Regions from separate parts of the Mus musculus genome. Here region 2 is linked to region 1. Evidence: chromatin loops called from intact Hi-C (ENCODE). Cell type or tissue: left cerebral cortex. All regions are shown on one strand. Links, peaks and the distances in the headings refer to the core of each region. The heading gives the core; the rest is flanking DNA.

Region 1 (2,916 bases), core at 293-2,792:
AAGTCTAATAACAGCTTTTAGTTTCAGACTCTTAGGTGTTTTTATTACATACAAATGTTGTCATACTTCCATAAGAATGCAGATATTCCTCCCTTACATGTTTCTATTCACTTATTCATATGATGCTAGGTTCTCTTATGCAGCTGCAATTAAAGTTTTACTGCAGGTAAATTTAGGTCCCAGAGCAAGCTGTATGTAGACCCAAGGGTCTTCAGTGTAGTTACTTACTTCAAATTGGTCCAGAGCATCGGTAGGCGTATTCAAAAATGCCAAGAAAGAATGCTGTGAGTCTTGGTGCTCTATACCTAGAAAACAGCAGCAACTTTTTTTTTAAAGTAGAACAACTAAAAATAACTTTCATGGATAACCTCTCTTGTCTCAATCTATTAAAGTTTTTAAAAATAAAGCTACTATGTTTCAAAATTGATCATGTTAACTCTACATAGTTAAAAAACCAAACTACACAAGTGTTTCCCAGACTCTGTAACAGTTAAACTAGACTAGCTTACATGACAGTGCTCAGTCACTAGTTACCTTCTCTGTCTCATACACCAGTTCTCAACCTGTGGCTCATGACCCTTTTGGGGGTCAAGCAACCCTTTCACAGATATCCATACCCTGTGTATCAGATATTCACGTTAAGATTCATAACAGTAGCAAATTACAATTATGAGCTAGCAATGAAATAATTTTATGGTTGAGGTCATCACAACATGAGGAGCTGTTTTAAGACCACAGCATTAGGAAGGTTGAGAACCACTGATCTAATATGTCATAATAAAATAAAATATTTTTTGGGCAGTTTGAAAAATAACATAAAAGTAGAAGCTTGTCTATCTTTGACTTTTCTAAATTCATTTACCAGCCAAACAAGGTACATCTTTTGAAATACTTTTTTAAAAATAATCTTTTCAGCATTTATGAAATGTAATATTTATTTCATTAATAAAGCAAATATAGTTAATTACATTTTTTCCTATTTCAGGTATTAGCTTCCTGAAGAATGAAGAATCCAAAATTCATTTTTTCTCCAATTATTTTTTTTAAATGTACATATACTTTTTGACTATGATAAATTTAAATTTCTATCTTAAAAATTCTCTAAATACAAGGATGATAGTAAATATTAGAGGAAGTAAAGCAGAAATAGCCTATCATAATTAATTTAAAAAATTTTCGTATCTATGAATGTTTTTCCTTCATGTGTGTCTGTACACCATGTGCATGCAGTGCCTGTGGAGGCCAGGAGGAGGCATCAGAACCCTGGGACTGGAGTTACAGAATGCTGTGGGCTACTCTGGGTGCTGGAGATTAAACCTGGTCTTCTAGAAGCCCCACCCCACCCTCATCCCCCACCCCATCCCTCTGCTCTGAACTGCTGAGACTTCTCTCCAGCCCCTACTGTGCAGCTTTGACTTTTCTATCATGAAGACTTGCCAACTGGTTTGTGTTACAGGACAGGTGCTCTCTGTATTTATATTTGGGTGTACGGTCATGCATTACATTTAGAGGTCTAAGGGCAGTTGCTGGGTATCTTCCCTTGTCCTTCATTTGGTTTTGTTTTGTGTTTGAAACATGGTCTCTCACTAAAACTAAAGCTCACATTTGGTTAAAATGACTTGTCAGTGAACTCCAGGGTTTTGTTTTTGTTTTTTGTTTTCCTTCTCTCTCAGTGCTGGGATTTTAGGTGTATCACTCCTGGGTGATGGGAATGTAGGTACTCAGAATCTGAAATCAGACACTCATGCTTGCAAAGTAAGCATTTTACACAGTTGTCTCCCAATCACTGATTTATGTGCTTCTCAATATTAATATTATTCTATCATAATTTTCTAACAGACAGTGAAAATATTTAATCAACAAATATTTATTATGAGCCTATTATGAACAGCTGAGATGGCTCAGCAGCTAAAGGCTCTTGCGCCAAGCCTAAAGACCTAAGTTCAATCTCTAAGACCCACAGGTGAGAAAACTAAATTCTGAAGGTTGTTTTCTATCCTCTGTATGGATGCCAAGGCATGCACCATCTCCCCCACCACTCTCTGTCTCTCTCTGTTTCTCTCTCTTTCTCTGTCTCTCTGTCTCTGTCTCTCTCTCTGTCTCTCTGTCTCTCTCTCTCTGTCACTCTCTCTCTCCACACATACACACAAATGTAGCAGATACTTTTCTAGATATTGGGAATAAAATAGTAAATAAAATATAGAAAAGGATTTTGCCCTCATTTTGTAAACTCAGTTATATAGCACAATATATCATGCTGTAACATAATGACATTTTGCAATATTCTAAATAAGAAATGCTTTGTTTAATGTGCTTTCATGTGCCAGGAACTTCAAAGTCTTTTAAGTTTGGATATAATATAAAAATAATGCAGTCAATTTGATCTGTTGCTTTTATTTGGCACAGGTGTCATTCTGGTTAAACTGCTTTTAGGACTACAGGCACCTATATTACATATTGTTTTTCTTCCTTAATATACTTCTCTGCTGTGTATGAATTAAAATCAAGCATGATCATTTAGCAGGATGGCTTATCCTGGAATTGTTAGTTCTTATACACTTTTGCCATTAAGAAATTCAATCAATGGGCTGGAGAGATGGCTCAGTGGTTAAGAGCACTGACTGCTCTTCCAGAGGTCCTGAGTTCAATTCGCAGCAACCACATGGTGGCTCACGACCATCTACAATGGGGTCTGATGCCCATTTCTGGTGTGTCTGAAGACAGCAATGGTGAATACATAAAATAAATAAATCTTAAAATAAAAAATTCAATCATTGAAAAAAGGTGCCATACAGTAATTTAGTGCTTTTATGTGGCTCGTTTGTTCTCCCTAGTATAAGCTGGCATTAAAGACCCAACCAGACCCAACCCTCTCTGTGTTGTGGGTATGGAAAATAATAAGAAAACTCTCAGCTA
Region 2 (2,916 bases), core at 328-2,827, 160 kb after region 1:
CACACTGAAGCACTGCCCATTGGTCTGAGCTGGCCCATCTAAAATAAACTGCTCCAACTGCCTCAAACGCACTTCTCCGGACATGTTTGCTTCGATTTCTGCTGGTTTTCTTTTAAATGCCCTTACGATGTCTACTGTTACTATCTGAACCTAAAAGTTTAAAGATGTGGTTTTTAAAAATAAACCACTTGTTATTTCAACAACTGTCATGCAATGCCGGTGCTGAATTAAACATCCAATACACCAGTCACCTCACTTAACGGAAGCGTCTCCAATTTCACCCATAAACATATATATCTTGAGGGTGAGTTTCCATAAAATATAGATTTAATATTTTAAGAGAATAATACAATTAAATTGTACATTTAAATAAAATAATAATTAAAAGTACAACGAACTAAAGAGTCAACACTCCTTAAAAAAAAAAAAAAAAACTCCTTCATTCAAAATTCAATTCGTGCAACATAATCCTGAAACGAATCCAGTTGCATCATTAATGAATAAAGTCCCCTTGGCATCAGCAATTCACTTCCCGGGAAGAAGAAAAATTGAAAAAGGAGGAGGGGGCAACGTATGGAGGGGGAGGGAAAGCCAAAAATTCTGCAAATGCTCCCAACCTCCACTCGGATAGCGCCTGGGCGAGTCCTCCGCGGCAAAGGGAGGGCAGCTGCCGGAGCAGTTCTCCCGGCTCGGCTCGGAGCACGCCGAGCCTCCGCTCCGAGCTCTTTCTTCCTAGGGCTTTGCAGCGAGTCTTGCTTCCAGCGGACTGCGGCGAGGACGCGTCATCTTCCTCCCGGCTTCTCCCGGGGCCTGGCCGGCGGCGCAGCCGGGATGAGGCGGGCTGCGGGCGGCTCTCGCGCCGGGCTCCGGGGGCGGCGGCTACTTGGCCGCGCGAGCCCGCTCCATGCCGGAGGCCGCTGGCGGGCCGCGCCGTGCCGCCGGGCGCAGCGCCCGGGCTCCCGCTCGCGCCCTGCGGCCGCCGCCGCCGCCGCCCCTCGGCGAGGGGCTGCGCTGACGAATTCAGAGGACGCGGGCGGCAGCCGCGGTTCGGGCGGCGACTCGAGTCCCTTCTTCCCAGCCTTGGGCTGAGGGCATCTTTCCCGACGGACGCAGGCGGCTGAGGCGCGGGAGGAGGGGGCGCTGCCGCCGCTGAGGAGACCTGAGGCTGCCGCAGCCCGGCTCCCAACCACTCCCTTCCTCCTCTGCCCGCCTCCCCCGCCCGCCCTCCCGCCCGCGCCGCTCGCGCCCGCGCCGCCCGCGCCCGCGCCCTAGGCTCCCCGAGGCCGCTCCCGGCGCCGCGGCGCGCAGGCGGAGGCTCGCGGACCGTCCGGATCCAAAATGGCGGCGCGCCCCGCCCCCCGACCCCGCTGGAAGCGGCGCGCTGCGGCCCAGCCGAGCCCGAGCCCCGGGGGAGGGGGATCGCCTCGGCCCGCGGCGCTGCGGCTGCCGCAGCCAGGGAAGCGGGGTCCCCCGGGGCGACTCGGGTGTGGAACGGGTTGGCTCGGTGAGGCACGGGCTGGGAACTGCGCCACGGTGCCTCGCCGCCGCCCGGGGTCCCCGCGGTGACCACCCCCCAGCCGGCCTTCTTCCTCCACTTCTGCGGAGATGCCGTCGGTCCCGCAAGGGTACCCTCGGCTTCCAACCGCTCTAAGACAAGACAGCCGCTCCAGACGCTGTTTACCTGCCCACCCTGCCCCCATTCGGCTTTCCCACGCCCCAGACTCCTAATTTCCGGTGTTCCTAATCCACAGCGTTTGTGTCACTCCCCCAGGATGGAAAAATAATAAGAGACTGGTCTGCTTCACCATCCCTGTCGTGCATGCGGGATCTCAAAGGAGAGGGATTCCCGTTTCTGTTTCCCAAAGTTTCCCCCAATGTGAAGCCTGGCATGTTTTCCTCCAGAAATATCCTAGATCATGCCTGTTATTCTTCACCCAAGGTGACAAGCTCCCCTGGGGATTCAGCTCCCGCAATCAACATAGTTCGTCACTGTCACCAAACCTACAACTCTCTGTCAGCACACTTTTCAGGTATGGGGACAGCCACTCTGCGGCCCGGTAGCAATGCAGCAAAAAGCAAGTCACTGAAGAGCCAAGGCACCTGCTGCTGGTGGGGCCCTTTCAGGGTTTTGTGGTCTTAGATTTTGAGAGAGTTCCCTCCATAATGCTCATGGAAGGTTCTACTTTTGATACAGCTAAACCGGAATATTGCGTTTCTGTTATCGCCCCCACCCCCAAGTGAGCGCCTCCTCCAAAACGTGGTTATTTTATATGCCTTCCCTACACCCGTTTTCCGTGGCAACGCATGCAATGAATCATTCTTACATCTCAGTAATGCAAAAACAGGGAGAACCAGAAACGAAGGCCTAGATAAGTCAGAAAATGACGGCTCAGGTTAAAGTTGCTGTGATTCGCAGAATATAGTGAATCTTTTCTGAAATGTATACTTTCCGAGTCTCTTCTTGCTGGCATAAGTAAGGTCTGCATTATTTTCAATGTGTTCTTGACATGTGAGTGATACTTGATAGGTTCAGACAAAAGGTTAATCATTTCCAGCCATGAAATCTTTGAGTGTGCCTGTTCCTTAATTGTACTAGTAACAAAATTATAGACGTGAAATGTGATCCTAAACTAAATAATATCATTTGACATTAGTTACTGTTGTTATTTCATTGCCATTGGTGTCTTTTTTCCCTACCATTTTAACAAAGACGTTGCATGGGAAGGGATAGTTTTATATCGTCTGTAATCATCTATGTAGGTCAAGAAATGTTCTTCAGCCTCACCAAGTTTTTAAAATGAAGTCAACACATTTTTTAACAAGTTCATTTACTCAGGAGAGTAAGTCATAAAAATGTTTTTAAAAGTTTTTTAAAAGAGCACACAGAGACCAGATGGTTCAGCAAGAAAAACCCCT

The links. Peaks named below come from ENCODE experiments on the same cell type or tissue, not always from the same donor. Only the 100,000 strongest peaks of a DNase experiment are listed, where the experiment ranks them.
Region 2: it touches region 1 in a loop (2.0-fold over the local background); 2 of 42 quality-filtered maps call a loop at or near these places.

What each region holds. Positions count from the first base shown.
Region 1 is chr1:180,115,056-180,117,971 of GRCm38, reverse strand. It overlaps Cdc42bpa (CDC42 binding protein kinase alpha), which reads right to left. Exons shown (of 37, transcript NM_001359541.1): 21 at 229-305. Among named protein-coding and RNA genes, the nearest start is that of Gm38331, 32 kb to the left of the region's middle. In left cerebral cortex, for the core only: a CTCF peak has its summit at 1,237 (motif pointing right); no DNase peak of the experiment used is centred there.
Region 2 is chr1:179,958,278-179,961,193 of GRCm38, reverse strand. It overlaps Cdc42bpa (CDC42 binding protein kinase alpha), which reads right to left and starts at 434. Exons shown (of 37, transcript NM_001359541.1): 1 at 1-434. The coding sequence starts at 84. In left cerebral cortex, for the core only: no CTCF peak of the experiment used is centred there; DNase peaks (open chromatin) are centred at 1,162, 1,305, 1,811, 2,234 and 1 more place; H3K4me3 peaks cover 2,030 bases; H3K27ac peaks cover 2,192 bases.